Regions from separate parts of the Homo sapiens genome. Here region 1 is linked to region 2. A link is a loop called in an ENCODE intact Hi-C map of the cell type or tissue named here. Cell type or tissue: GM12878. All regions are shown on one strand. Links, peaks and the distances in the headings refer to the core of each region. The heading gives the core; the rest is flanking DNA. Region 1 has its middle 13 kb from the start of LINC02661. Region 2 has its middle 140 kb from the start of LINC02661.

Evidence for each region. Hi-C counts contacts between places; a loop is a spot of excess contacts. Peaks named below come from ENCODE experiments on the same cell type or tissue, not always from the same donor. Only the 100,000 strongest peaks of a DNase experiment are listed, where the experiment ranks them.
Region 1: a loop joins it to region 2, with 5 times the contacts of the local background. A loop is called at or near these places in 1 of 110 quality-filtered maps.

What each region holds. Positions count from the first base shown.
Region 1 is chr10:108,687,248-108,703,093 of GRCh38, forward strand. No RefSeq gene overlaps it. Among named protein-coding and RNA genes, the nearest start is that of LINC02661, 13 kb to the right of the region's middle. RefSeq lists an enhancer at 14,144-14,313. In GM12878, for the core only: no CTCF peak of the experiment used is centred there; DNase peaks (open chromatin) are centred at 9,704 and 10,044; H3K4me3 peaks cover 356 bases; H3K27ac peaks cover 1,611 bases.
Region 2 is chr10:108,845,001-108,860,846 of GRCh38, forward strand. It overlaps the pseudogene MAPKAPK5P1. Among named protein-coding and RNA genes, the nearest start is that of LINC02661, 140 kb to the left of the region's middle. In GM12878, for the core only: no CTCF peak of the experiment used is centred there; DNase peaks (open chromatin) are centred at 5,361, 5,685 and 7,381; H3K4me3 peaks cover 1,210 bases.

The sequences.
Region 1 (15,846 bases), core at 6,934-11,933, 160 kb before region 2:
GAATTAATTCTGCTACTGAGTTTCACTTATAGTACATAAAAAATAAACCATGAAAAATGAGAAATTTAAGGCTAAGGATTGGCATGTCTTGTTATACGTCATGTTTAAGCAACACATAGTAGCTCTTAGAAGCTCAAACTCTCACTATAAATTAAGGTATTATATATCAAAAATATGTTCCTGCCCATTTTGTTATCTGCTTTCTGACTTAAAAAAACATCTGCAGGGAACTAATGCCACACAATGGGGAAATAACAGTCTCTACAATAACGGTGCTGTGAAAATTTTATGTTTTCTTGCAAAAGAATAAAGTTGGACCCTTTGTGCCATATACAAAAATCAACTAATAATGAGTTAAAGGACTAAAAATAAGACCTAAAATCACAACTGGAAAAAATGCATTGGGAAAAAACCTTCATAAAATTGGGTTTGGCAATAATATTGTGGAGACAATATAAAAACAAACATAGACAAATGGGAATGCATCAAACTCCAAAAGTTCTGCACATCAAAGTAAACAATCAGTGGAGTGAAAAGGCAACCTACAGAATGAAAGAAAACATCTGCTAATCATAAATCTAATAAGGGGCTTATATCCAGAATATATGAATATCTCCTACAACTCAACAATGAAATAACCCAATTTAAAAAATGCTTATGAAAATACATCCTAACATCACCAAGCATGGGAGAAATTAAAATCGTAACCACAATGACATATCACTTTCACCCACTAGGATGGGCACAATTAGAAAAAAAACATATTGTCAAGTATTTGCAAGGATGCTGAGAAATTGGTTCACCTGTGTATTGCTTGTGAAAATGTAAAATGGTGCAACCACTATGGAAAACAGTACGGTAGTGACTCGAAAAATTAAAAATAGAATTACCATATCATCTAGGAATCTTGCTTCTGAGTTACATCCAAAGAAATTCAAATCAGGATCTTGAAGAGATATCTTCACAACCATGGGCATTGAAGCATCATTCACAATAGCAAAAATGTGGAAGAAACCCAGATGTCAAAGGATGGAAGAATGGATAAAGAAAATATGATAAATACACACAGACACACACAAACACACACACACAGTGGAGTATTATTCAGCCATAAAGAAGAATATTTTGCCATTTGTAGCAACACGGATAAATCTGGACATCTTTGTGCTAAATAAAATAACTCAGTCACAGTCACAAGACAAATACTATATAATTTCACTCATGGAAACAGAAAGTAGAATTGTGGTTTCCAAGGATCAAGAGAAATTAAGAGTTGGTGTTCAGTGGGTGTAGAGTTTCAGTTTTACGATATCAAAAATTCTAGAGCTCTGTTGCACAAGGTGCAGATAATTAACATCACTGAATTGTACATTTAAAATGATTAAGATAGTAAATTTTATGTAACATGTATTTTACCATAATTATTATTTTTTAGTTGTTCAGGATCCACAAAAATTAATTAACATGTTGGGATATTTTGGAAGAAGTCACATTGAACAGCTCCTTCTTTTTAATTGAAGAGATATTTCTCATTCATTTTTTCCAAAACTCAGAATTCTAAGTGCAACTCTACTGCCATTTCCTGAGACCAGACCTACCAGTAATTAAAAGCAGAATTTAAGGTAATGTATTAATAAGATAAATGAAGGTGATTCATATTTTTTCTTCCCTCCCACATTTCTTTTTCCTTTCATCTATTTCTAGAGATGTTCATCTCCTACATACATATTACCTAGGTCATTGGATCTGCTAATTAACCTTTATGTTGAGTATACCTACAACATACCTGGTAGCGCTGAGATAAAAACAGAGTAAGCTGGCATGACATATCTTATCAGGCTGGACAGATCAGTTCTCAAGTCTCTGGGGGGACCAAAACTCCTTGAAGGAAGAAGCTATATTTGCAATATTATGCTGACTGCAAGGGCATCAAAAGGGGCCAGTAGACTGTCTACAAAGTTTGAATCTGTGAAATTATTGACCAGGTGACAATGTTCTTCATACGTTTAGGCCAAACAAAACTGCTTTCATTCCAAAGGTCTTCTTTCTGCATAAGTGAATTGATCTCTTGGGAAAAGCCCTCATTCTCTGGGTACCCAGGAGTATATTTTTGGCTGCAAGTTACAGAAATCCTAACATAATTGACCTAAATGGTAAACACATTTATTGTCTTGCATAAGAAGAAGAACTGTAGAAGTAGGATATTCCTGGTTCATTAAACAGCTTAATGACATCATCATGGCTTAGGTTTCTCCTCCTAACTTTCTTTTCTGCCAGCCTCTCTGTGTTCACCCCTTCCATGGCCAAATAATGTCTATTGGAGTTCCATCTGGCATATACTGCTAAGCAGCATTATGCGAAATAATGAGGCTGTGTCTTTTCATGGGTCAATTTTGAAGGTTAAAAACAAGCCAAAAATACCATCTCTCTGAAGTCCCACTGGCAGATATCTCCTAACATTTCATCGGCAATCACATCACAACATTTATTGGAAATGGAAATTGGATGACCTTGTCTTACAAGCAATCAATAATGTTTCTCATGTTCTGCTACTAACCAGTTGTACAACTTAAGTGCCTTTTCTCTCTAGGAGTCAACTTTCTTTCTTTTTTCCTTTTGAGTATCTTATCTATATTTAACTATATGAATTCTTGGAAAATCTAATTCAACCAGTCTTTTCTATGTATTTGGTGAGTAGACTCCTACACTTGTAGGATTCTATGCTAGACTGTAAGAGTTTAAAAGATTACTGAGATATGCTTTTTGCCCTTAAAGATCTTAAGGGATTAGACAAACAGACATTCTCCCATGACACTGGATTCAATCTGAAAAGACATAAATCCATAGCTACTGATAAGTGACTTGACACCTGGGGGACTCTGAGACTAAAACAGTTGAGATCAGATTTAGGGGATAATAAGGAAAGACACTGGGTACTGAGGATACAACTTGAGCCTTAGACTGATCCCTTTAAAGCTAGGAAATTCTGGACTTTTCTATAATTTAGACCAGTAACATTTCTTCTAATTTAAAGGATCAAAGTGATAGAGTGAACAAATGCATGAAACTGGAGAAGGCCTGAGTGTTTCAGAAACAGCCAGAAAAAAATGTAAAAATTATCTTGGAAAAAAAGGAAAAGAAGAATAAAAATATTCTGCAATATAGGGTACTTGTCAACAACCAGCACATTTGCAAGTTGACATTTTCCTCTAATGCCAGCCCATATCATATATTTCCATGAAAATCAATCTAAAAGCTAATAGAAAGTGGGGCCAAGTTGATGAAATGTCATTTTCTCTGACTGCTTGATTTCCTTTCACCCTCCTCGAATTGACTCCCTGACTGTGTCATGCATAGGTTAATTGACACAGATGGTTTTTTTTAAATGCAGAATTGTGGGCACATACAGCTTAAGTTGTAACATGGAGATAGCTATAAGTCAGGCTAAGATGAGACATGATGATGATGATGATGATGACGATGACGATGACGACGACGATGATGGTAATGAAGATGTCAAAACTGTAACATCTACAATTTATTGTTTGTTTCCCATGTTCCAACCATTATTCTAAAGATATTAGAAACATAATTTCTGCATACCACCACTACCATTTTGTTGAGTGTTGCTGAAGCTCCAGAAACACAAGTTACTTTCTCATAGAACTATAGCTTTAAGTGACAGAGCAAAAACCAGATACAAATCTGTCTAACTCCAAGCTGTGGTATGTTATCTAATATACTATAGTTACTTTACATCTTGTCTTAGAGGTTCATGTTGGGATGAACCCCTGGCATGTACCTAATAAGTGTATGATGACCATGGCAATGGAATGCTGCCCATCCTTCTCTTACTGTCAGGGAGATTAATATCTCTTTGCTTATTGGGAGGGAGTTTGAGGGGGCTAGCTGGATACCCAGCTCAGTCTAGATCAGGACTTCTTAATCTTGTTATTATTGACATTGGGGACCAGATAATTTTGTTTGTCATGAGGCCTGTCCTGCAAATTGTAAAATGTTTAGCAGTATCCTTGGCTTGTACTACCCTCTAGATGCCAGCAGCACCCCCTGCAGGTATGACAACCAAAAATATCTCCAGATATCCATCAGATACAAATCTACATTTGGTTGTAAACGATTGGTCTAGAGTCTTATAAAAGAGATAACTTGCCTTAATTCATTTGTGCTACTATAACAGAATACCTGTGACTGCATAATTTTTAATTAACAGAAATTTATTGGCTCATGGTCTGGAGGCTGGAAGTCTAAGGTCAAGGCATTGGCAGTTTTGGTGTCTGGTGAGGCCATTCTCCTCCTCCAAGAAGGATGTGCCTTGTACTCTGCATCCTCTGGAGGGAGGTAGGCTGGATCCTCACATAGCAGAAGGTGGAAGGGCTGAGAAAGGCAAAAGGGAGCAAATTTGACCTCTTATAATTGCATTAATCCCATCCCTGAAGGTGGAGCCTTCATGGCCCAATCACCTTTTAAAGTTTCTTGCTCTTAATACAGTTACAATGGCAATTAAATTTCAAGATTAGCTTTGAAGAGGACAAACATTCAAATAGTAATATACTGATAAAACAGAGAGAGTCAACTTTGCTCTTTGTGATTGGAATTATCATATAATACATTGTTCTGAAATATGCTGTGTTTTTCTTTATTAAAAGCATAACTCCTATTGATTAAAAGAGAAAGACAAAGGCCAGACAAGGTAAGCCTCTCCAGGAACTAGACTAAGTCAAGTCAAGGACCCAAACATTCTAGATTGGGCTGTGGATAAAAACAAGCTCCTGAAGGGAAGTTTGGATCTGGGCCATATTTAAGAATCAGTAGGAGAGATTAGAAAAAAGAGCTTGGCAGGCTACTGACCTGGTATTCAAGTCTCATCATTGCATTATTTTAGGCAACTCTGTACTGCAGAGCAAGCTGCCCAGTTCAGCTTCAAGGAGGGAAATAAACTGGCATTTGCTGAAGCCCAGTTAGGGACTAGGCATATTTATACTTCATCTCATTTTGTATGTTTGCTGACCATGTATACAATATGCCTTTGAGTTAGTTCTTATTATTCCCATTTTAGCAAATACAGACTTGAGATATAGAGATGTTAATAGTTCTCCCAAATTGCCAAACTAGTAAGAGGAGAAATAGAATTAGAATTCTCCGATGTCTAAAGTCAGGCCCATTAAATCAAGCCCTCTCACAATTCAGAAGAAAAAAAGGTGATGGGACAGAGTACTCCAATAACTAGTAACTCAATTATTTCCATGAACAGGTAAGACAATTTTGTGGTTCTTACTCGTTTAAAATATGTATAGAAACATTGCATTTTTCCTTAGAGAGCATGCAACACTTTGAAATGAGCCAAAACATTCTTTTCTCCAAAGGAAATACGTAAGCCACTTTACATAAGTCAATTTCTAGCTCATAGGTCTCAGAAGTATCATAAAGAGCATAAGTAAATATAAATATGTGCACATATTCTCACAGCAATTGTTAAACCATTATTAAACTACATGGATAAGAAGACTAAGAACTGAAGGCCAAGAGGAGGAGTCTAGGAAGATGACTGGGTAGGAAGCACCAGGAATCTATCTCCCCCTTACATAACAATTAAGCTTGCAGAATCTGCCTTATATGACTGTTTTGGATCTATGGAGTCTATTAAAGCCTTGAAGCTTCCAAGAGAAGGCTTCAACACTCAGTTGTGGTTAACTTTGGTCAATTTCAGCTTTTAGCTCAACAGCAGCTACTACTTCCCCATGCACAGCCCCATGGCAGGCACCGGTGCATGTGCTCCTGAAGCAGCTTCCATGCATATCGTAGGAACTGGGGTGTGGGACAGCAATAAAGACCTGTCTTCTAAATATTGGGGATCTGTGTTCTGAACTCTGATTGCTGTTTCTAATCACTGAGGCCTAAGCCAGAGGTGAGCAGCTATTATTGTTTCACACCCCCCCATTAAAACAAACCCAATTCCCTTCCGTTGAATGACGTTGAGGAGATTGAAATGTCCACTGCCTTTTTTTTTTTTATCACTTTCCTTTTTCTCTTTTTCTTCTTTGTGGAGCCAAACTACACTAGGACATTGAAAAGCAACTGCATACTTTGGAACATTTTAAAAATTACTGTGCATACCCAGGCAAAGGCTCATGCTCAGAAAACACCTGAAGAGAATTTAAGTTTACACCTCAGGTTGATCATCAGCACAGAGACAGCCTACAGAAATTGAAAACAACAAGTCCTGGAGAAAGAGGAGAATCTGATTTTCAGAGCTGCCACATTATTAGTTCAGATGTCCAGTTTTCAACAACAACAACAAAACTACGGGGCATACAATTAAATTGGAAAGTGTGGCCCATTTACAGGGAAACAAAAAACACAAACACAAAAGAGGAACTATCCTTGAGAAAGACTTCATAGCAGATTTACCTAATAAAAAAAGACTTTAAAACAGCTCTCTTAAAGATACTCAAAGAACTAAAGGAGGGAATCACTTCCAAGATGGCTGTATAGAAACAGCTCTGGTCTACAGCTCCCAGCAAGACTGATGCAGAAGACGGGTAATTTCTGCTTTTGCAACTGAGGTACCTAGTTCATTTCACTGGGACTGGTTGGACAGTGATTGCAGCCTACGGAGGGCAAGCAGAAGCAGGGCAGGGCATCGCATCACCTGGGAGGTGCAAGGAGTTGGGAGATTTCCCTTTCCTAACCAAGGGAAGCCATGAGTGGCTGTACCTGGATGAATGGTATACTCCTACCCAAATACTGCACTTTTCCCATGGTCTTGACAACCGGCAGACCAAGAGATTCCATCCTGTGCCTGTCTTGGTGGGTCCCATGCTCACAGAGCCTTTCTTGCTGCTAGGACAGCAGTCTGAGTTCGACCTGCGATGCTGGAGCTTTGCAGGGGGAGGGCTGTCCACTATTGCTGAGGCTTGAGTAGGCAGTACTATGCTCATAGAGTATAATAAACAAAGTGGCAGGGAAGCTTAAACTGGGTGGAGCCCACTGCAGCTCAGCAAGGCCTAGTGCCTCTCTAGATTCCACCTCTGGGGGCAGGGCATACCTGAACAAAAGGCAGCAGACAGCTTCTGCAGACTTAAACATCCCTGCCTGACAGCTCTAAAGAGATCAGTGGTTTCCCAGAACAGTGTTTGAGCTCTGATAATGGACAGACTGCCTCCTCAAGTGGGTCCCTGACCCCCATGTAGCCTGACTAGGAGACACCTCTCAGGAGGGGCTGACAGACACCTCATACATGTGGGTTCCCCTCTGGGACAAAGCTTCCAGAGGAAGGATCAGGCAGCAATATTTGCTGTTCTGCAACCTCCACTGGTGATACCCAAGCAAACAGGTTCTGGATAGGACCTCCAGAAAACTCCAACAGACCTGCAGGTGAGGGGGACTGTCTGTTGGAAGGAAAACTAACAAACAGAAAGGAATCGCATCAACATCCACAAAAAGGGCATCCACACCAAAACTCCAACTGTAGGTCACAAACATAAAAGACCAAAGGTAGATAAAACCGCAAAGATGGGGACAAACCAGAGCAGAAAAGCTGAAAATTCCAAAAACCAGAACACCTCTTCTCCTCCAAAGGAACACAACTCCTTGCCAGCAAGGGAACAAAACTGGACAGAGAATGAGTTTGACAAGTTGACAGAAGTAGGCTTCAGAAGGTCAGTAATAACAAACTTTTCTGAGCTAAAGGAGCATGTTCTAACCTATCGCAAGGAAGCTAAAAATGTTGAAAAAAGGTTAGATAAATGGCTAACTAGAATAACCAGTGTAGAGAAGAGCTTAAATGATCTGATGGAGCTGAAAACCACAGTACGAGAACTTCATGAAGCACACACCAGCTTCAATAGCTGATTTGATCAAGTGGAAGAAAGGATATCGGTGATGGAAGATCAAATTAATGAAATAAAGTGGGACGACAAAATTAGAGAAAAAAGAATGAAAAGAAATGAACGAAGCCTCAAGAAATATGGGACTATGTGAAAAGATCAAATCTATGTACAAGATTCTATGTACTCAGTAAAAGACATCTATGATTGCATTAAAACCTCATAACACTGAGAAGTGTGTTTGCACCTCCTCTTACAAATGAACAATTTATGTTAGGAGAGATTAGGTAACTCACCCAAAACAAAATAGCAAGAAGAAGACAGAGACAGGATTGGGTTTGGAGATCCAGCTAAACTGAGGACACTAGAATTGGGAAAATTGCTGTAAGAGAGGCTCGTGAGAGAAGGAGGTTGGTAGGAGAAATTACAGATTTGGGAAATTAAGAGTGATTTCACCTAATTTTGCAGCAAAACAACTAATATTTAGGTCCCCCTTTAAAATAAACTCATTTATGAGTTCATTCAAATTATGTAAACGGCCTGTGGCTCATACCCTAGACTGGGCTATCTGTGAGTATTCAACTGCATAAATCCGTTTAAATGCCATCACATGCAAAGAAACACTGTTCCTTCCAAGAGACCAGATTTAGCCATAATTTCATTTCATTCACTCATTTGTGCAGTTACACATTTACTCTTTCAAATATTTGATTTTCCAGTAAATGTCAGACACTGGGGCTATAGAACCAAAGGTGTCATGCTCTGTCCCAGACCTGGAGGAACATCCAACCTTACTAGAAGCAGTAGTCAAGAGAATAGACCCAGACAAACACAGAGCCATACCCACGTGTCTCCAATCCTAACATCTCTTCTGTGCATTAAAGGTCAGCTCAACAAAATCCAACTCTTGGAAAGTCTTTGTGAAGTGTAAACACTTGCAAAACTCTCTCTTCCACACATTGTTAAGCCAACTGAATCATTTAACCACAGGTTCTCAGGATGATTTCCTGGTAAGTTAGAATATCTTTTTAAGCATCAATCAGTTTCTCTCAGTCTTCTCTCAACTAGAAATTATGGCATTAATTAAAAAGAGGAAAATCAATGGAAAACATGTGTGTTCCTTTACATCAATTCACTAGCCATTAAAGTTACTTTTCAGCTTATTCAATGAGAAATAAAAACCTATCACAAAATTAAAAAAATTGATTATATATGTGGAAAGAGTTTTTTTTTGTCTGTTCATTTTGTTTTCTTCAATAATCTTAAAGCTTTTCAGGATAAGAAAAATTTAGGTTTCAAGTTGCCTCAACTCTAAATCTGAACTTGTGAAATTCAATTTTCCTCTAAATCACAGGCCCAACTCCTTTCCATTCCCTTTAAGACAGGGATAAAATGATTAAGTAAACCCCTAAACTTAAGGGTTTGCTGTCATGACATTTTTCCTGAGGTAAGGGCAAAAAATGTGAAAAAGAGTATAAGTCCTTAATTGTATGCACAGTCAGGAGACAAAACATTGTATAAATGTAAGTTGGCCGATACTTTGGTTACTTTTCTTGCCTTCTGAAAATGCAATAAAACTGCACTAAAGAAGCAAAGGGGAGAAATGGCTTCTTGCATACAAATTTCTCACTTTCCAAAGACTGGCCAGAAAATCAGCTGTTTTTATCTGTGTTCATATCTCTCAACCATTTAGATACTTATTATATTCTTCATAACCTTGACGATATTTCATAAGAAACAGAAATGCTAACAAAGAAACTTAAACAAATTAAATGGAACCTACTCTTTGACATGCAAATGTGTTTTAGTTTTGCCCCGCTAGGTCGTATGTTTCATTATGATTAAAAATGTCAAACAATATTTCGCCTGCTGGGAGTGTAGGTTTTACTTCTACTTTTCAATCTTACTCAAACCTCCTTACTGAATAATTTATGAGGTACAGCAGCCTTTGGTTGCTTTTCTAAAATTACAAACTATGAACCCCATGGTGGCATTTTGCTAAATGGTTTTGCACATATTGGCTTTTGAACATTTACAGAATAAAAGTACACAATAAGAATATCTTTTAGATGATTATTCTCTTATGTGCAACTTTCAGGAAAGAAAATAATCTGGCTACATCAATAGAGCAACTGAGTGAGTCAAATCTTCTGTCTACTCAATTCATGAGTTTGTCTTTCATTTTGGGTGATGTAATCCTCAAATACTTATCAGTCTCTCTCATTCCTCACTAACACTCTTCCCCTCAACCTACCTTTTGCTGAAAAACTCATTGATTAGGAGTTATGTGGAGAGCACTTACTAGCTGAAAGCCAAAGTAGTATATTGAAGCCACCTGCTTTCTCTCTAACTACTTCCTCTGGTGTTCTGTGAGCTTAAATGAGCTTGCCAGGGGTGTTTTCAGTGTGCCAAGGTCACTGGAAAAATAATTCCCTTTGTAATATGAAATACTTAAAGGGCACTCATGAGAGAAATGGAACAACCTATTTGGGGAAATCAAGACGGTTGGGGACACTGAGGTTTTACAACTGGGGTTTTAAATAGGTATGTTTTGTTCAATAACTTTTTAGAATAATAGACTACCATGGTCGTATGTTCTTGTCCATCCAAAACAGCAGTTGAGAAGATCTAGTGAGATAATATACGCTTAATGTAGGTCCCATCCCATGGAAAATGTCCAGTATGTTTGTATTAATTTTCCCTTTATGTGAGAGTCACTGTAAACATGCCAAGGGGAACAGGGCTTTCTTTAGGAGGAACTCTGTATTAGAAAACTTACTTTAAAAAAAGGAAGATGAGAATTTTAGCATCATAGCCATGATTGACAAACGGGAGACTCTACTTTATACCCATTAGGATGGCTATAATCAAAAAGAGCCAAAATTAAAAAGTGATGCTGAATATGGGAAGAAATTGAAACTCATATACATTGCTAGTAGGACTATAAAATGATGTGGTCACTTTAGAAAACAGCTTGGCAGTTTCTCAAAATGTTAGATATAGAGTTCCTCTATGACCCAGCAATTTCACTTCTAGGTATATAATCAAGAGCACTGGGAGATATACCTAATGCTAAATGACGAGTTAATGGGTGCAGCACACCAACATGGCACATGTATACATATGTAACAAACCTGCATTTGTGCATATGTACCCTAAAACTTAAAGTATAATAATAAAATAAAAATTAAAAAAAGAGTAATGAAAACATATGTCCACACAAAAACTTGTACAGGAATATTTATAACAGCACTATTCATAATAACCAAAAAGTAGAAACAACCCAAATGTTTATCAACTGATGACTGGATAAACAAAACGGTATATTCATATGACAGAGGATTATTTGGCCATTTGAAAATAATGAAATGCTGATAAATGCTACGACATGGATGAACTTTGAAAACATCATGATAAATAAAAAGTCCAGATACCAAAGACGACATATTATTTGATTCTATTTGTATGAAATGTCCAGAATAGGAAAATTTGTAAAGACAGAGGATGCCTGATTGGTTGCTTCAGACTGGGGGATGGAACGTGACTGCAAATGGTACAGGGGTTTTCTGTTGGGTGATGAGAATGTTCTAAAATTATTGGTGATGGTTGCACAACTCAGTGAATATATTAAAATCACTGAATTGTGCACTTTAAAGGGATGAATTTTATAGTATGTGAATTATATCTTAATAAATACCTTAAAAAATAATAATTAGATAAGAACCAATTCACAGGGTCCCAGAATGGGAGATATTACATACATGTGCTGTGGTATCTTATACATTAAAGTAGTATATCAATTTGAAAAGTAATTTTTTCTATCAAAAGTCAAATCAGGCCAAATTAAAGACGTTTAGTTTATTGCACATATAAAAGAACAGTTTGAGAACTGAAAAACTACGAACTGAAAAGTGGTAAGAAGCCTGCTAACAGCAGTTACGCAGTTACAGATCACAGCGAATAAGGGAGAATGTATTTTGACCTTTTTAAAAAATACATTAGCATTGTGTGTTACATATTAGCATTCTTTTTTTTTTTTTTTTGAGATAGAGTCTCATTCTGTCACCCAGGCTAGCATGTAGCATGCAAGAGCAAGATCATAGCTCACTGCAGTCTCAACTTCCCAGGTTCAAAGAATTCTCTCACCTCAGGCTCCAGAGTAGATGGGACTAGAGCACCAATCACCATGCCTGGCTAATTTTGTTGATTGACATGGAGTCTCACTGTGTTGCCCAGGCTAGTTGTGAACTCCTGGGCTCAAGTGATCCTCCCATTTTGGCCTCCCAAAGTGCTGGGATTACAGGCATGAGCCAATGCACCAAGTCCATTAAGCATTCTTTTTTAGGTAAGCCGACTGTTTAAGCTGCTCTGTCTATAGCTGACTGTCTTAATTTCACTGAATCATGCTTATAAGAACTTATAACTTCCTTTTTTTATTTCATTTATGATTAGAGCTGGCATTCCAGTGAAATCAGAATGACTTATGTTTTGGTTACCTGGTTTAGAGCAGTTGGCCTTGGGGTATATCCAAACTATGGCCTCCATTTTTTCTTTAATTTTTAAATTTTTTATTATACTTTAAGTTCTGGGATACATGTGCAGAATGTGCAGGTTTGTTACACAGGTATACATGTGCCATGGTTGTTTGCTGCACCCATCAACCCATCTACATTAGGTATTTCTCCTAATGCTATCCCTTGCCTAGCACCCCCACCCTCCAACAGGCACCTGTGTGTGATGTTACCCTCTCTGTGTTCATGCATTCTCATTGTTCAACTCCCACTTATGAATGAGAAGATGCAGTGTTTGTTTTTCTGTTCCTGTGTTAGTTTGCTGAGAATGAAGGTTTCCAGCTTCATCCATGTCCCCGCAAAGGACATGAACTCATTCTTTTTTATGGCTAACGCTCCTTTCTCTGTATAATACATCTTGAGACAGTCTTAAGAATCTACCTTGGAGAAAGTGTCACAACAAACTACTATGTCTCTCCAAATACTGACTTTGACCTCTTTCAAATGGTCAGAACTGAGTACTTGATAACCTTTCATGCTCAGCATGAGGACCTGAGGAACCTCAATGAGTATTAGAGTGTGGATCTGCAAGACCAAGTTCAGTGACAGACAGAGCTCATTCTGTGCTTCTCACTTTTTCTTGTGTCTCAGGATCAACTCCCTGGCGTGTGACCCAGATAAAGAAAGTTTATTCTCTTTAGAGAAACAGAGAGAGGAAGAGGAGAAGGAGAAGGAGGAAGAGGAGAAGGAGAAGGAGGAAGAGGAGAAGGAGGAGGAGGAGAAGGGAGGAAGAGGGTAGGCAAGGGACAGAGAGGGAGAGGGAGGAGGAGGGTTGGCAAGGGAGGGAAAAGCAGAAGGGAAGGGAGGAGAAATGAGAAGAAAGAAAGAAACAATGAAGGGAGGGAGGAAGAAAAGGAGCCGTTGCATTCACACAGTGGTAGTAGCCACCTTCTTCTTGTTTTGTTTTGTGTTGTTTTATTTTCTTTATCTTTAGCTTTTAGTAGAAGAAAACTGAAGGCGTGTTTTTCTTTCACTCTCACCTTTTACTCTTTCTATTCCCATCTCCCATCAACCTGGTACGACTTATCTCTTGTAGTTCCAGAGTCTGGTACCTTTATGCTGACTGGACTCTAACATGATAGCTGGTTGTGGAGAACATACAGGCATGGTTCCTGTAAGCCTCCCATCACCCTGTCACAAAGTACTTACTGTGTATTTTTACTACTTTGGGGAAAATTCATTAGCAAAGGATTGTTGCTGCAAAGTCTGGAAATTATGTCTTTCTGTGCATTCAAGATAACCTCAAATGCTGCAAGAACCCAAACATTGATAAAAATAACAATGAAACTAAACACCCATTTAACATTTATCATATACAAGACTTTGTTCTGTGTTTTCTGTTTATTAACTCAACTAATTCTCATACAGCCTTATGACATGGATACATATTCATTTCTATTTTACAGATAAGAAAGTTGAAGCTTAGCAAAGTAAAAGACCAAGGTCACACAGTGATAAAGCAGGATTTGAACCTAGGCAGTCTGATCCTAGAATCTGGGGTCTTTGCTCCTGAGCTAGCAGTGCCCCAGCCTGACTGTGCAAATTATCATTAATTGAGAAATTTTGTAGATGATTAATGCCAGGATTATTCTCCCAATTTAATAAGACTTTCTGGAACCCTACGCATAAGTCAATTTTTAAAAGCTTCCTCAGGTGATGATAATGGGTAATAAAGGTTAAAAGCCATTGCTGTGAACTGAATCACCTAAATGAAGAAAGTTTGTCCTTTACAATTATTTTAATTATTTTGTTTTAATAAAGGCAAAGTCTCAGTTTGGAGCTATTATGTCAAGTTAGGTTTGATAACATTATTTTATTTTCACTGTATTTATTGTATTTATTTTTACAGTTATTATCTATATGTAGCAGATAAGAAATATATAGATGTATACAGATATATTGTTAAATATAGATATATGAAACAAAGATAGGGCAAATATTGAAAATAAACTTAGTTTAGTGAGCTAAACTAAGGTGGTTCATAGTGGGAGAATTAAGAGCAATAACATCAAAATGCAGAACTGGACGTAGAAACCCTGAAATCAGATACTAATGTGCCTCTAATCCTCAATCAGCCCCTTTGCACCTCTGGACATCAGTCTTTAATGCCAAGTGGACACCCAAAGTGATCCACTTCGAGTTTCCACTTGAATGGTCTGCTATTTAACTTCTTCACGGCTATGTAACACAGAGTGGGTGCTCAATTGTTAGTGAATTTAAGAAAAAAAAAAAAAGCGAGAGAGAGAGAGAGAAAAAAAAAAGGCCAGTGGGAAGATAGGAAGGAAAGATAAAAAGTTAAGGAATAACTTCACAAAATATATCGCCTTTCTCAGGGAATATATATATATATATATATATATAGAGAGAGAGAGAGAGAGAGAGAGAGAGAGAGAGAGAAAGGCATATATATATATATGTGTGTGTGTATATATATGAGAAAGGCATATATATAGATAGATAAATAGAGATATCTCTCTCTCTATATATATATATATACATATAGATATAGATAGATAGAGAGAGAGAGAGAGAGAGAGAGAGAGAGAGAGAGAGAGAGAAATCAGTACATTAGGCCAGAAGAATAAATCTTTATGTGGAATTTCAGTCACCAAGGATAAGTAGGTGATGAAAATAATTTTAAAAGAGTTTCCTAATAGCCCTCAGATGGCCCCAGGTTGAATGACTTGCCTTTTTCAGGCATTTTCTTTTTTCTGCCTCTTCTCTAGCTAAACGAATATACAATCTCTGCTTTCATTCTCACCCAGCATTAACATGACACTAGTAAGTACTATTCTGACAACCCAGGATTTGCCTCTACTTTGAGGAAGTTAATGCTCTGGTATAGCCACAATCTTGATTTCTGAAGGCAGAAAATACGTCTGGAGGTCTTAGCAAACTCACAGCTTAGACTCAACCCTGACTTTCAACTCACCCCTTCCCCAGCCAAAGCCCTTGGATCATAGAGCATGGATAGAGGCCTATGGCGTTTTCTTCCCAGTCCTCAGCAGACATATTACATCAGGAGTGGTCTGTTGTGTTTACAGCTGGTAACACTGGCTCCAGTAAGGCTGAAGGCAGAGAAAGAAGGTTGAAAGCTGTTGTAGTATCCAGCCAAGAAATATAGCAGGTGACAAATCTTTTAATGTGTGAGTATGCATGTGTGTGCTGATGTACGTAGGAGGTGGAGGTGTAGGCAGAGTGACATATTGTGAAAATAAATAAATGTATGATCAACAGGAGTCAGTGATTAATTTAGAAAGAAGGAGGAGAAAAGAGGGTTTCTTAGTTGATTTTATACTATTATGACAGAATGTCTAAGACACACTTATAAAGAACAAAAATTTATTTTTTTAAACCTACAAATTTATTTTCTCATAATTCTGGAGGCTGGGAAGTCCAAGATCAAGGCACCATCAGATTCTGTTGGT
Region 2 (15,846 bases), core at 5,005-10,004:
CTAGGATGTCCAGTATTATGTTGAATAGGAGTGGTAAGAATGGGCACACTTGTCTCGTCCCTGTTCTTAAGGGGAATGTTTTCAGGTTTTCCCATTCAGTATGATGTTAGTTGTAGGTTTGTCATAGGTGTCTCCTATTACCTTGAGGTATGTTCCACTTATGTCTCATTTGTTGAGGGTTTTTAATCATGAAGTGTTGTTGGATTTTCCTAAAAGCTTTTACCACACCTATTCAGAGTATCTGAAGGAACTGTAAACAGAGAAAAAACACAACTTGCCAAGTGGGAGAAAATATTTACAAATTATGCATCTGACAAAAGTCTTATACAGAATCTATAAGGAATTTAAACCAATATACAAGCAAAAAGCAAATAACCTCATTACAAATGGACACTTCTCAAAAGAAGACATACAAATGGCCAAAAAACACATAAAGAAATACTCAACATCACTAATCATCAGAAAAATGCAAATCAAGACCATAATGTGATAGCATATTACACAAGTCAGAATGGCTATTGTTAAAAAGTCAAAAATTAACAGTTGCTGGTGAGGCTGCAGAAAAAAGGGAATATTTATAAACTGTTGGTGGCAATGTAGATTAGTTCAACCACTTTGAAAAGCAGTTTGGCAATTTCTCAAAGAACTTAAAACAGAACTAACATTCAACCTAGCAATCCCATTACTGGGTATATATCCAAAGGAAAATATATAATTCTACTAAAAGACATATGCACTCGTTATGTTCACTGCAGTACTATCCACAATAGCAAAGATATGGAATCAACCTAGGTGACCATAAATGGTAGATTAGATAAGGAAAATGTGGTACATATACACCATGGAATACTACACAGCCATAAAGAAGAATGAAATTATGTTCTTTTGCAGCAACAAGAATGCAGCTGCAGGCCATTATCCTAAGTGAATTAACACAAGAACAGAAAACCAAGTACTGCATGCTCTCACTTACAGATGGGAGCTAGGCATTAGGTTCACATGGACATAAAGTTGGCAACAGTGGTCACTGAGGAGTACTAGTGGGGAGATAGGGAGGGAGCAAATGCTGAAAAAGTAACTATTGAGTACTGTGCTCCAAACCCGGGTGTTAGGATCATTCATACTCTAAACTTTAGCATCACGCAATATATTCATGTAACAAACCAGCACATGTACCCTCTGAACTTAAAATAAAAGTTGAAATTATCTTAAAAAATAAAGTAAACAAGAAAGCAGAGAGGCATCCCTGGCACAGTGTAAACCCATGCTTAGCTCAAAAGGCATTATATATGATTTGAAGCTACAAATGGCACATAAATAACCAACTCCTTTCTGGAAAGGCTGAGCCTGGAAGACAAACATAAACACAAGAGAAAAGAAGACAAGCAAAAGTGACAGAGTGGCAGCCAAGGCTGAAAAGATAGTGTTTAACCTATAATTCAGTAAGCTCTTGCTACGTATCAGGCACTGTGTGTGTGTCTGTGTGTGTGTGTCTGTGTGTGTGTGTGTGTATGTATATGTGCATATATATGTATATATGTACATAATCTCGTTTAATTTTACAGCATTGTGAGACATGACATATTAAATAAATCATACAGGTGAAGGAAATCAGGTTCAGACTACTAAATAGCAGGCCCAAGATCATTATTTATTAGGAAAATGCTCATCACAATGAAATAAAATCTTATACCCACTACTAGTGTGGCAAAAATTAAAAAGACAATAAGACAATACCAAATACGGTTGAGGATGTGGAACAACTATGTTTTTAAAGTAAGGCAGTATTTATAAGGTAAAATATACATTTGCCCTAAGACCTTTCATTTGCACTCTTAAACATTCACCTACAAGAAGTAAAACAGTATTTTCACAAAAAATTGTAAAATAATACTTATGGAAGCTTTATTTATGGTATCCAAACTTGTAAAAAATGTAAATCAACCAGAAAATTGTTAAATATATTGTAGTATATTTATGAAATTTTATGCAGCAGCTAAAAAAATCAAACAAGTGACAAATCTACAACAAAGGTGAACTCAAAAAACATTATTTTTGAAAAAAAGATATAAACTATGTAACTGCATTTACATTAATTAGAAAGAACTAATATAAAGTGATAGGAAATCAGAACAGTGGTTTTCTATGGCACGGGATTGCCCTTGGTGTGGTAGCTACAAAGGGATTTAAGGGAACTTCCTAGGGTGATACAAATGTTCTATATCTTGACTGAGTAGAGATTACACGTACATACATTTGTCAAAGCTCATTGAACTGTACAATTCCTTTCTGTACAGCTCACTTTATATATTTTTCTTCCTTTAAAAAATGCTAATATATTTGAATCAATTAGCATACCACCTGGTGCAATATGCTCAATAATGATCAGTTATTGTTATTCACATCTAACTCTTGGTATGGGATGGGGAGAGAAGATATGTTAAAGATATGTAAGTAATTCCTCAAGTGGGCCAAGACTATAACCAGAAAAGCAAACCAAATCTCTAGTATTCATTAACTAAGAGTTGGATCATCCCCATACACAGTAATTCTTACACATCCTTTAAAACAAAGATGTTATTATCCTTTTCATTGGAAAATAAAATATTTCTCTCAATTTGGCACTTTTATTTAACAAAAAATACACAAAAATTATTTTCAAAATTAATATAAATTATTACTCTTCATTTCACTTGTTAGGCAATTCTTGTTTCCTGAAAAGCATGATTACTCTTGTGCCATTCCTACATTAAAAATATGATCAATTCCATTAAATCAGAGAACATTATCTGTCAAGGATATTAATATAACATTTATTTATAAGAAGCGGTTTTTGAGCTCTCATACTCTTAATTTTACAAGTGTGCTACAACTTTAGAAAATGTCCCATAAGGCCTATGCTTATAAATGCAAGAAATAAAGAAAGAGCAGGGAGGGGAGAGGGAAGGAAGGAGAGAGGGGAAGGAAAGAAAGTGAAAAGATGGAGGGAGGAATGAAGAGAGAAAGAAAGGAAGGAAACAGAAACAGTATCACTTACCTATGCAAAATTACAAATTACAGAATTAATAAATGAAATAAAAGATATCCAGCCAGAAAAAAGACCAGATGGAATTTATTATAAATAATTCAAACAATATAAAAAGCGTTAAAGATCTCTATCTCCAAGGGTGGGGTCCTCATGGAGCATGTCAAAAGAAAGTATGATGATGTCATCAAGGAAACATTCATTTCAAGAAATACAGTATTTCCTGGACTCAGGCTAAGATCAGGGATTAGTAATCCAGTTTAAGTCAGGATTGTGGGGAAAAAACTGGCTGAGAATTTATGTGGAAAAAATCTGGCTGAGAATTTCTGTACACTGAAAATTCCTTTTAATCACCTCAAAGCTAGAAATGATATATGTGTAAACACAGTATGTGCCACATGCCCCAATATAGTTCATATTATTAAAGTGTTAGCTAACAGCGTAGCTTCCTCATGAGTCCAGACCCAGGGTTTGACTCAATGGTAATGGAAATGATGGAAGGGAGATAGCTCTTTCACAGCATGGCCCAGCACAAGCATTTTACAGAGCAGCAAGTCAGCCAAGTACCAAAGCAGATAGCTCTGACTCCACAGCACTGTCATATGTTAGAGATCACATATAGGGAGCTTATGCCTGACAATCTGCCCTTGAAGGATAATCTTACGGATGCCCCAGTGACATTTATAACTGAATTTGTCAAAACTCACCAAAGCGACATGACCAAAACGCCAGTTCACCCTTTATTAGGCAGCACCTCAGGAGATGCGAGAATTCCTCAGAAGAGTTTGGCATCATATCTACCTTGCTAACATGATACACTTACAACCAGGACTGTGGTAGGTGGACTGTCAGGGTAATTACCTACACGATGCTATGTGGAGTCTCTCCTTTTTACTCCAAATGCAATAGCAAGACAATCCCAAAATACATGTGGAGAAAGATCCTGAAAGAGAAGCAGTGACAAGTTTCAAGCACAGGCCTGAAGCCAGACCTCAGAGGTGAGCAAGATGTGAGAAAACTCCATGAGGTCAACCTAGAGGAGAGGTCTACCATCAAGAGAGTGGGGAGCAGATGAAACCCAATTTGACTGAATCTCTGTGTAATGGGCTGCTCTGCACTCAACTGATGGTGGAGAAGACAAAGGCTGCAGGAATCTAGCAGGCTCATGTACTATAATCAGCCTTAACCCCCTGCACTCTGTGAATAACCCCATTCTAAGAAAGAGAATGCTACTTTCATCAAGCCAAAGGACAATGTTTCCATCTATGGTTGTGATAATGGAGTGAAGGATTTGAATGCTGACATGGGGAAACTCTGAGATATGATGCTCTGTGTATTCTCTCAAAGGATAGAAAAAAAATAAAGATAAGAAGCTTAATGAAGCCATACATGAGTTTTGGATTATAGCAGGGATGCAAATTCCAAAATGATATTCTGCAGAGCTTCAGCTGGAATGTTGTGAAATCAAACATAAAATAGATTCACTAAGACTGGCAGAAATTGTGTAGAAAAGCAAACCACATCTCATGAATCCAATTAATGACAATTTGAAAAAATATTTTTTAAAAAATATGAAAAAATATTCCCTAAATGAATTTTATATATTTTATTACATTTTGATACAGTTTAATAATGCTATATATGTAAATACAGAAATCATTGGTAGTAAAGTATTAAGAAAAACTCACTTCCTAGAAATATTATGTTAGAACTGCTTATTCTTATGTTCATAAGGCAGTAGATGGTATTACCCAACAAGGTTCTTCAGTAATAAAGTAAATAAACCAACTATGAACAGTAAGCAAGAAACCAAGTATAGTGACATTTCTGCTTAATAAGCACTTAAATTTTTAAAAAGTCACCCCGAGTTTCACAACCTGACTATAACCACTGTGGACATTTTGAACATTCTTTCAGACATCATTCGGAAACTGTATGTATCTATAAAATGTACATCTGCAATTTTATACACAGAGAATACTGCAATTGCACCTGCTGTTTGGTGGTCTGGTCCTTTTCAATTAATAATATATTATGGACATACTTTGAAGTTACTACATGAACTTATATGTCTTTAGTTTTAATGGCTATATAATCTTGCATTGATTTTCTTAACTCAGCTTTCCTCTACAAAGCTCCTACTCAGGAAATTTTAGGTTCTTCTCAGTTTTCTGGAATTGTGAAGTATAATAAGTGGAATATCCTTTTATATATGCCATCATACATTTAGTTATTCCTCTGGAAAAGAGATTAATCAGTTTTTGCACAAAGTGCAAAATCTGTTGCTTGAAAAGCACTGAACTGTGAATCAGGAAACCTAAAGTCTAGAGCTAGTTTTCATTTCTTTCACTTCCTCTTTTCTGTCTCAGTATGCATGAAAGAAAATAAGAGAATAAGAAAGATGTCTAAGACTCTTCTAAGCTTTAAACTTCAACTCAACAAGTAAAAATATTCTTAAAAGTAACATATTAAAAACCATTTATATCTGGTTTTATCATGTATTTGTATGAAATTATAAATTTTAATCCATTGATTTAATCAAATACTTTTATTTATTCTCTCATAGGCTCTGTATGTTTGTCTAAATGATGGATGAAAGTCAGAATATATATTTTGTAGTTATTTGCATGTGAAAACCTTAGCAGAGGATGTGGCATGTAAACCACAAACTACTTCCAGTCTTAGATTTTGTTAGGATTTTAGTAACATGATAGATTTTTTAAATACATAAACATAAACATTTCCTATTTTGTCACAAACAACACTACAAGGGTATTAAACTATACACAGACCTTCGGCAGGTAGTTGAAGTCTGAAAAGGATTTGAAAGGTGATCTCAATTATTTTCATAGCATCTCTTGATGATGAGGTACAAATGGTTGGGATTATTCTTACCTCCGTTTTACAGATGAGAAAACTAAGGAACAGGAATGGAGAAACTTGTCCAAGATTGTGCGGCAAGCCAATGTCAGAGACTCTTGGTTGAACTCAACATTCAACTTCCTGATCCAGGACATTAGCTGCCAGCATCAAACATCAGAGAAATCTTAATATCAGTGACATCTACTTGCTGTAGTAGAGGCACAGGTTATTATAGCATCAAATGACATACTATGTTATAAATTTCCAAACTTTACTTTTAATGTTAATACATATTATTGATTATGGAGCATAGACATAGACCATTTATAATATATTGAAAGCCTAAAAACTCATACCATTTATTATGATAAATGTATTTGTATAAATCGGAATTTATGTTGCATATATATTACAAATACAATAAATATTTATGAACATAGAATGCTTAGAAGAGCAAAAACCCCAAGACCCACAGGGCATCATGGGTTACAATATTTTAAAATGGAGATATGATACACAATCCTTAAAAATCAAGATCTAGGCTGGGCGCGGTGGCTCACGCCTGTAATCCCAGCACTTTGGGAGGCTGAGGTGGGTGAATCACCAGAGGTCAGGAGTTCAAGACCAGCCTGGCCAACATGGTGAAACCCCATCTCTACTAAAAATACAAAAATCAGATGGGCGTGATGGCACACGCCTATAATCCCAGCTACTCAGGAGGCTGAGGCAGGAAAATCACTTGAACCCAGGAGGCGGAGGTTGCAGTGAGCTGAGATCGTGTCACTTCACTTCAGTCTGGGTGACAAAGCGAGGCTCCGTCTCAAAAAATAAAAATAAATGAAAATCAAGATTTAGAATAATATTTAATAACAAAAATATTTGTGCAATATTAAGTGAGAAAACAACTTACAAATAGTGGACATTGTAGAATACCAATTTTATAAAATCTAGCTCTAGATAAAGCACCTAGGGATATTCCTAGAACAAAAATGAAGAGTCTACAGAGGAAAAACGATTATTGAGGATTTCCTTCATATATGTATATGAGATATATATATCACATATTTATGATCTTTTTTCTGAATTTTCCATATTTTTACTTTAAATCATTGATCCTGATTATATTCAGTACAAATAATAAGAACATACACCAAATTCTATTTTCCTGACTGTGAATAATTATTGGTATCTTAAATCGATTTTGAAATTAATTACCACTTAGCTAATTGCTTCATATCAGTATCCAAATTCAAGACATATTTTTCTAAAACAGAATCACACTAAAATAAGTTGCTTATCTTGACAACTTTTCTAGTCTCAGATCCTAAGATAAAAATGGCTGCTCCCTCACAGATCTCCTTCCATGTGGCAATGGCATCAGGTTGAAATATTGAGCAAGAGCAATTCCTGAAGCATAATTTACGTACCACAGTCAGTGAGGATTTCCATAGGTCTTCAATACCGCAAAAGATCCCTAGCCTCTGTGCTCAGTACAACCCAAAAATTTCCCTTTGTGGTTTCATCTTTACTGCATTAAACATGCCCACTCTCTACCCGAGACTTAAACTGAAAGTGAAGCTAACTGAATTTCAGGTCATAGCGCTTCTAATTATGGTTTGTCACAATTCTTATATTTTGTAATTATAATATCATTATCAGGAACAAGAGGTCCCTTAGAGAAGAGTGGAGGCACTTACAGTTCAATATCAGTTTGTTCCTCAAATATAGATGGTTGGACTTCCGCTGGGTTTTGCGCCCCTAAGAATGCAATTATTCTCCAGTATTATTTTGTCTGTTTCCCAAGAAGTGTTTAATGAGCTATATAACTGTTCTTAAATACAATACCTCAATTTATTTTTTTATTAATTAACCAAGGGATTTGTCACTCCTGAGTACGAATTCTCTTACTGACCAGAATCTTCAATTTAATTATTTTCTTTAAGGAAGAGCAGAGTTCTCAGTCATTCTCTCTACATTCATTCCACATCTCTGTACTGATTTTACCTTCTCTTTCTGATGTATAAAACAGCAAAGCAACTAAGAACTTGCTGAAATGTGATTCTCTTGGCAGCCATCTTTGCATTATTACCCAAAATAAGTTCCATCCTTTCTCATCATAAGCATCACAACTACTTCAACTACTCCTCAGCTATTAGCAGAACTCTGGGGAGGTGTTATGGCTTCACACATCTTGAAGAATTTTAAGTTTAGTGAAAACTGAAAATGACCAGCCAGATGAGAAACCTAGAAATCTTTTGATATGGTATTTCACTAGAGAGTCAAGGTATTTTTAGAAAAAAAGATCTGGCAAAGACAAAGCAATAGTATCAATAGCTGAAGATTTACAGGAAGATCATTTGAGTCAAAATGAAATATTAAATCAATTAATTCAACCATTGTGCCACACAGCAAATAGATCTGCTCCATGCACTTGGCAAACCTGAGACAATAATTAGAGTAAAACAAATATTGACTTCCTCTAAGAAGAATTTGTTTCAAACCCAGAAATTTAAAAAAAGTAGACATATATCACCCCATCCTTAAAAACTTTCCATCAAAGGCAGGAAATATATGTCAGCAAGGGTATAGTAGAGCTTTTTAGCTGGGATGCGTTGTTGAATTTCATGACCTCTATGACCCATCTAAAATTCTAAAATTAAGAACTTTTCAGTGAAAAGCTTCTCATGTCTCCTTTCATAAAACCAAAGTATTTGAGAACTAGCTAGAAGATGATCCATAGAAGACCAATCTTCTGTATTTCTGCAGACGTGAGTGGCCCTCAGAGAGTGTAGGACATATTTAACCTGTATCTATATTAGAAATCTTACATCCAGGAGATGCTGTAGTATTAGAATAATGTATAGAGGACTAGATTAGGAATCAGGAGGCTGAATTCACTACTTATTGGAGAGCTGGATGACATTTTAATAAATTACTTCTCTGAACTTCAGTTTCCTCAATGTGGTTCTGAGGATAATAGTATCTGCCTGGCTTTCTTCCAAAGATCATGGTTAAGTACTTTCAAAGCCATCAAATAGTACAAAAATGCAAAAGAAAGTAATCACATGACTTTTCTGAAAATTGAGTTGAAGGGACATTTAACGTGGGACTACTACTAAATTCATATTCAAAGAGCTATCTCCCAAAAAAGCAACAATATCAATTTATATCCCAAATAATTGATGCAGCTTATAAAATCACAACATGCTTGACTCATAGTCCACAGAATCTTCCAGTGACACTTGACACAATTGTTTTTACAAAATGAATAAAAAAGCCATGATGTTGTTGGTTTGCACCCTGAAGTTTCCTTTCCAACATCTGCGAAAATAATAAACCAATTAATTATGAAACCATCTGGAACAAAATATTTTTTAAACCTCTCCCTGAATAATTGGCACTATAATAGATGACATGTCAGAACAATATTAACAAAACCATTCTCATTAAAGAAAGAAGGAAAAGAATTTGTATGAAGAAAATAATAACTGCTTGTAATCAAAGTGGGGTCACATGCTGATCCACAGCTGAGATAGGCTGAGCATCCATCGTTATGCATATTTGAGACACAAGCTGAGATTCTCAGCTGGTGCATTACTTAGTGACCTTGGGCAAGACATTCACTCCTACAGGACACTATCCTCTTCAATAAAAACATGAATTTTTAACTATCAGCCCATACTACAGAGCCACAAAATAAATGAAGAAATCCAAGAAAATGTTAGTTGCAAGGCTTTACCCAAGTTATTCATCTAGTTTGAGAAAATAGAAAAAATTCAAAACCTACCACTCACAATCTGTTACTGATACTCTCAGGGTATCTTCTAACCATCTTATCTACTTTGTATGAATAGCAAGATAGTAAAATATGGTAACTAAGAATAAAGTAAATCTGCTTTGAATTATAAATCTCAAAATTACTGTATAATCTTGATCTTGCTAGCTGTTGACATTTCTAATACTCCATTATTCATTTGAAAGTTGAAAATTATTGCAGTAAAATATTCAAAGACTTATATGAGAATTAAAATAATTCATATAACCCTTGTGCCTTTTTCTCTTTTTCCCTTGTGCCTTTTAAGCATGTAAAACATTTAAGCAGAAATACTTGCCATAAAATATTAATCATCTTAATTTTTAATTATTTTCTTATAAAATTATAATAAAACAATTTTTTCTCCTCTTTTGACATCCTTTCTTAAAATTTGTTAAATTTAGAAATCAATTTTCTAATCAAATTTAAAAATCCTATAAAAACTGGAAAGTTATCAATAATTACATTTAAGCAAAATAAAACACATAAAAACAAAATATCTATATACTTTTATTAGGTTAGCAAGAAAATCTCATTATAAGAAAATATTTGTGCCAGACTTGGCTCTGCTACTCAAATGCCCTCATCTCTTTGTAAATTACTTAAATTTTCTCATTGTATCATTTTAAACATGGAAAAACTATGTACTTTTCTCAAATAATGGTCATCAAAATCAAAGACCTATACTATCTTTGGATTCTTTTTTTTTTTTTTTTTTTTTGAGATGGAGTTTTCCTCTTTCACCCAGGCTGGAGTGCAGTGGCACAATCTCAGCTCACCACAACCTCCGCCTTCTGCTTTCAAGCGATTCTCCCGCCTCAGCCCCCTGAGTAGCCGGGATTACAGGTGACCGCCACCACACCTGGCTCATTTTTGTATTTTTAGTAGAGACGGAGTTTCACCATGTTGGCCAGGCTGGTCTCGAACTCCTGACCCTGTGATCCACCCGCCTCGGCCTCCCAAAGTGCTGGCATTACAGACGTGATCCACTGGATTCTATTTAATCTGTATCAAGATCATAGTCACATTTTTAAATTAGAAATAGAAAAAACAATCCTAAAATTCTGCTCTATGAAGAAATGTTTACATATCCAACATAGTTAGAAGATAAAAGACATCAAACAATTATATAATCAAATATAACAATGTAAAACATGTATTGTCTGGAAAAGATGTAAAAATTAAACCAGTTGCATAATAGTTGTAGAGTTTTATATTATAAAATCTTAATAAGCATAAACTAATGTCTTAATGCATTTCTTTTTAACTTTATGTTTTTAAATATAGGCATAGGAATTTACCAAACTAGTACATACAGTCCTTCCCATATTTCCTCAAAGGTAACATCTTATGTAACTATGATACAATATCAAAAATGGAAAATTAACATTGATACAATACCGTTAACTAAACTGCAGACTCCTTTACTTTGCCATGCCACTAGTGATGTATGAGAGTTTCAGTTGCTTTACATCCTTGTCAACATTTGGATTCCCCTGTCTTTTTAAATTTTAGCAATTCTGATGAGTGGTATAGAGTGGTCTCACGGTGGTTTAATCTGCATTTCCCTAATGACTATTGATGTTCAGCATCTTCTCACGTGCTTATTTGCCATTTTTATATTTTCGTAGATGAAGTGGCTAAATATTATGCCCCCTTTTTAATTTTTAGAAGTTAATTGTTAAACTTTTATACAACTGTTTAGATTTACAAGAATATTGCAATGATATTACAAAGTTCCCATGTATCACAAGGCCAATTATACCTATTGTTAACATCTTACATTGGTATAATACATGTGTCACAATGAATTAACTAATATTGATATATTAATAACTAAAGTCTATATTTTATTGAGATTTTCTTGCTGCTCGCCTGATGTCTTTTTTATTGTTTCAGGTTTCCAATAAAGATAATACATTACATTTAGTTGTCATGTCTCCTTAGGTTTCTCTTGGCTACGAAAGTTTTTCAGACTTGCCTTGTTTTTGTTGGCCTGGAAAATTCCGAAGAGTACTTATCATGTGTCTTGTCAAATGTCCTTCTATTGAAATTTCTCTGATCTATTTCTTATTATTAGACTGAAGTTACAAATTTCAGGCTGTCACAGAAGTACTATATTGATCACATAACATATATATAATATTATACTATTGACATGACTTCTTACTGTTAATGCTGACATTGATCCCTTGACCAAGGTAGTATTGGTCAGGATTTTTCACTGTAAATTTATACTTTGTTTTCTCATTTCCATACTGTACTCTTTAGAAATAAGCTACCACGTGCAGCCCACATGGAGTGGGATGGTATGCTTTATCTCTTGAGAGTATAGTACTTACATAAACTATTTGGAAATCTTTGCCATAATAAGTTATTTTTATTATGAAATATTATTTATAATAATAATTATAAAATTTTATTCATTCATTCGTTTACATCACTATAGATTAATGGATATTCATTTTATACTTTGGATTATATTTCAATACCACTTTATTTTATTTTTCACATTGGTCCACTTTGGCCCTTGGAAGCTCTTTCATTAGGCTCCTGTGCCCCTTTGACACACTCCCATCAGTGTATTTTTGTTTAAGAATTTTCTTAATTTCTGGCACCACATAATACTCAAGGCTTATCCTGTACATTTCCTGACCATGTCCTATAATTAGCCATTCCTCTAACTAACATTTTAATGGGAAAATGGTATTTTATTATTATTATTATTATACTTTAAGTTTTAGGGTACATGTGCACAATGTGCAGGTTAGTTATACATGTATACATGTGCCATGCCGGTGTGCTGCACCCATTAACTCGTCATTTAGCATTAGGTGTATCTCCTAAAGCTATCCCTCGCCCCACTCCCCACCCCACAACAGTCCCAAGAGTGTGATGTTCCCCTTCCCGTGACCATGTGTTCTCATTGTTCAATTCCCACCTATGAGCGAGAATATGTGGTGTTTGGTTTTCTGTTCTTGCGATAGTTTACTGAGAATGATGATTTCCAATTTCATCCATGTCCCTACAAAGGACATGAACTCATCATTTTTTATGGCCGTATAGTATTCCATGGTGTATATGTGCCACATTTGCTTAATCCAATCCATCATTGTTGGACATTTGGATTGGTTCCAAGTCTTTGCTATTGTGAATAGTGCCGTGATAAACATACGTGTGCATGTGTCTTTATAGCAGCATGATTTGTAGTCCTTTGGGTATATACCCAGTAATGGGATGGCTGGGTCAAATGGTATTTCTAGTTCTAGATCCCTGAGGAATCGCCACACTGTCTTCCACAATGGTTGAACTAGTTTACAGTCCCACCAACAGTGTAAAAGTGTTCCTATTTCTTCACATCCTCTCCAGCACCTGTTGTTTCCTGACTTTTTAATGATTGCCATTCTAACTGGTGTGAGATGGTATCTCATTGTAGTTTTGATTTGCATTTCTCTGATGGCCAGTGATGGTGAGCATTTTTTCATGTGTTTTTTGGCTGCATAAATGTCTTCTTTTGAGAAGTGTCTGTCATGTCCTTTGCCCACTTTTTGATGGGGTTGTTTTTTTCTTGTAAATTTGTTTGAGTTCATTGTAGATTCTGGATATTAGCCCTTTGTCAGATGAGTGGATTGCGAAAATTTTCTCCCATTGTGTAGGTTGCCTGTTCACTCTGATGGTAGTTTATTTTGCTGTGCAGAAGCTCTTTAGTTTAATTAGATCCCATTTGTCAATTTTGGCTTTTGTTGCCATTGCTTTTGGTGTTTTAGACATGAAGTCCTTGCCCATGCCTATGTCCTGAATGGTAATGCCTAGGTTTTCTTCTAGGGTTTTTATGGTTTTAGGTCAAACGTTTAAGTCTTTAATCCATCTCGAATTAATTTTTGTATAAGGTGTAAGGAAGGGATCCAGTTTCAGCCTTCTACATATGGCTAGCCCGTTTTCCCAGCACCATTTACTAAATAGGGAATCCTTTCCCCATTGCTTGTTTTTCTCAGGTTTTTCAAAGATCAGACAGTTGTAGATATGCGGCATTATTTCTGAGAGCTCTGTTCTGTTCCATTGATCTATATCTCTGTTTTGGTACCAGTACCATGCTGTTTTGGTTACTGTAGCCTTGTAGTATAGTTTGAAGTCAGGTAGCGTGATGGAAGTCAGTGTGGCGATTCCTCAGGGATCTAGAACTAGAAATACCATTTGACCCAGCCATCCCATTACTGGGTATATACCCAAAGGACTATAAATCATGCTGCTATAAAGACACATGCACACGTATGTTTATCACGGCACTATTCACAATAGCAAAGACTTGGAACCAACCCAAATGTCCAACAATGATAGACTGGATTAAGAAAATGTGGCACATATACACCATGGAATACTATACAGCCATCAAAAATGATGAGTTCATGTCCTTTGTAGGGACATGGATGAAATTGGAAATCATCATTCTCAGTAAACTATCGCAAGGACAAAAAACCAAACACCACATATTCTCACTCATAGGTGGCAACTGAACAATGAGAACACATGGTCACAGGAAGGGGAACATCCCACTCTGGGGACTGTTGTGGGGTGGGGGGAGGGGCGAGGGATAGCTTTAGGAGATATACCTAATGCTAAATGACGAGTTATTGGGTGCAGCACACCAGCAGGGCACATGTATACATATGTAACTAACCTGCACATTGTGAACGTGTACCCTAAAACTTAAAGTATAATAATAATAAAATAAAATAAAAAGAAAATTACAGTACAAAAAAAAAAGACAACACCTCTGTTGCTGTAAATCTCTCTGTCCAACTGTCATAAAACATCTCATGTATCTTTGGGTTTACTTACAGAAGAAAGAGAAGAGAAGAGAAGATGGGAGAAAGGGAGGGAGGAAAGAAAGAAAATGAAAGAAAGAGAGGCAGGAAAGGAAGGGAGAAATAAAGAGAAAGAAAGAAAAAATTAACTTTTTTTTTCTAGAGTAAATGTGAAAATGATGCTTTTTCCTCTGCTTTTCCTGAAGTCTCTGTGCAATTGTATCAGAAAATAAAGAGCGATTATCTACTTTTGATTTCACAGAAGTATTTTACTCTTGGTTCTGAGAAGTTTGGGTTTGAATTTATGGACATACATGTTTTATAATTTTTGTCCAACGCAAAAACAAAAATCAGTAATGCAGCACTGATCAAAGTGGCTAAAGTAGTGTAAAAGAAACACATTCTGCAGGTATTAAAAATACATATAAAAGTGAGAATAGTTATTATGGTGCTTTGCAACTATGTGGTAGTAAAAATATTGTATTATTCATAGGTAGACATTTTATTTTTCACTTACTTTGCAGAGCTGATGACATTTGGAAGACACTAAGCTTCCTGAGGCTGGTGGATCTGATAGTTGGAGGTCTTAGGCTTCTAGAGCACCCTGGCTGTTTCTCTAATTTATAAGCTTATAAGCAATGGCCTACTTGCCAAAAATATTTAAAGCGGTTTACAGCACACTTGCTTTTCTACCAAGGCGGTGTTTTGCATGATCCTACGTCTTTTAGAAAACCTGAAGCTGGCCCTATTCATCCCATGAAAGTGCACCTGATGGTCTAGGGTTAGTGAGGGATGAGATGGAGGCAGAGATCATCAGATTACTATTTTGAATGTAAAAATGTATAACAACTAGCAGCTGAATCACTGCACATTTGCATCAACCTCAAAACTTCCAAAATGATAGGCACATTCCAGGCCGGTCATTCTCAAATGTCTGTGTTCCAAGATCGCCTGGGAGCTTGTAAAAAATATAGGTGCCCCAAGCCTAGTCCCCAAAGTTTTCATTCAGGGACCTTGAATGACAACCAGAATTCTCAGTGTTTAACAAACACCTGATGTGCATCTGATGAACTAGAGTCCCATTTTGAGAAGTACTAACAGTGTTCTCTGACTGGTAGGTTAATACCTTTCACATGACTTGTTGATTTTAATCCATTGATCCCATGACACACACCCCCCTCCCCCCCGCCACCATTCTCCTTAAATTAATTTGCTTAGTCTATTGCGTGTGGCTAAATTGGCCCCACCTGTAAAGGTCACTGTACAAGAATACAGAGACCTGTAACTGCCCCCTACACCCTCAGCCATTCAGTAATAGCAATGGAAAGAGAAGCAGACAT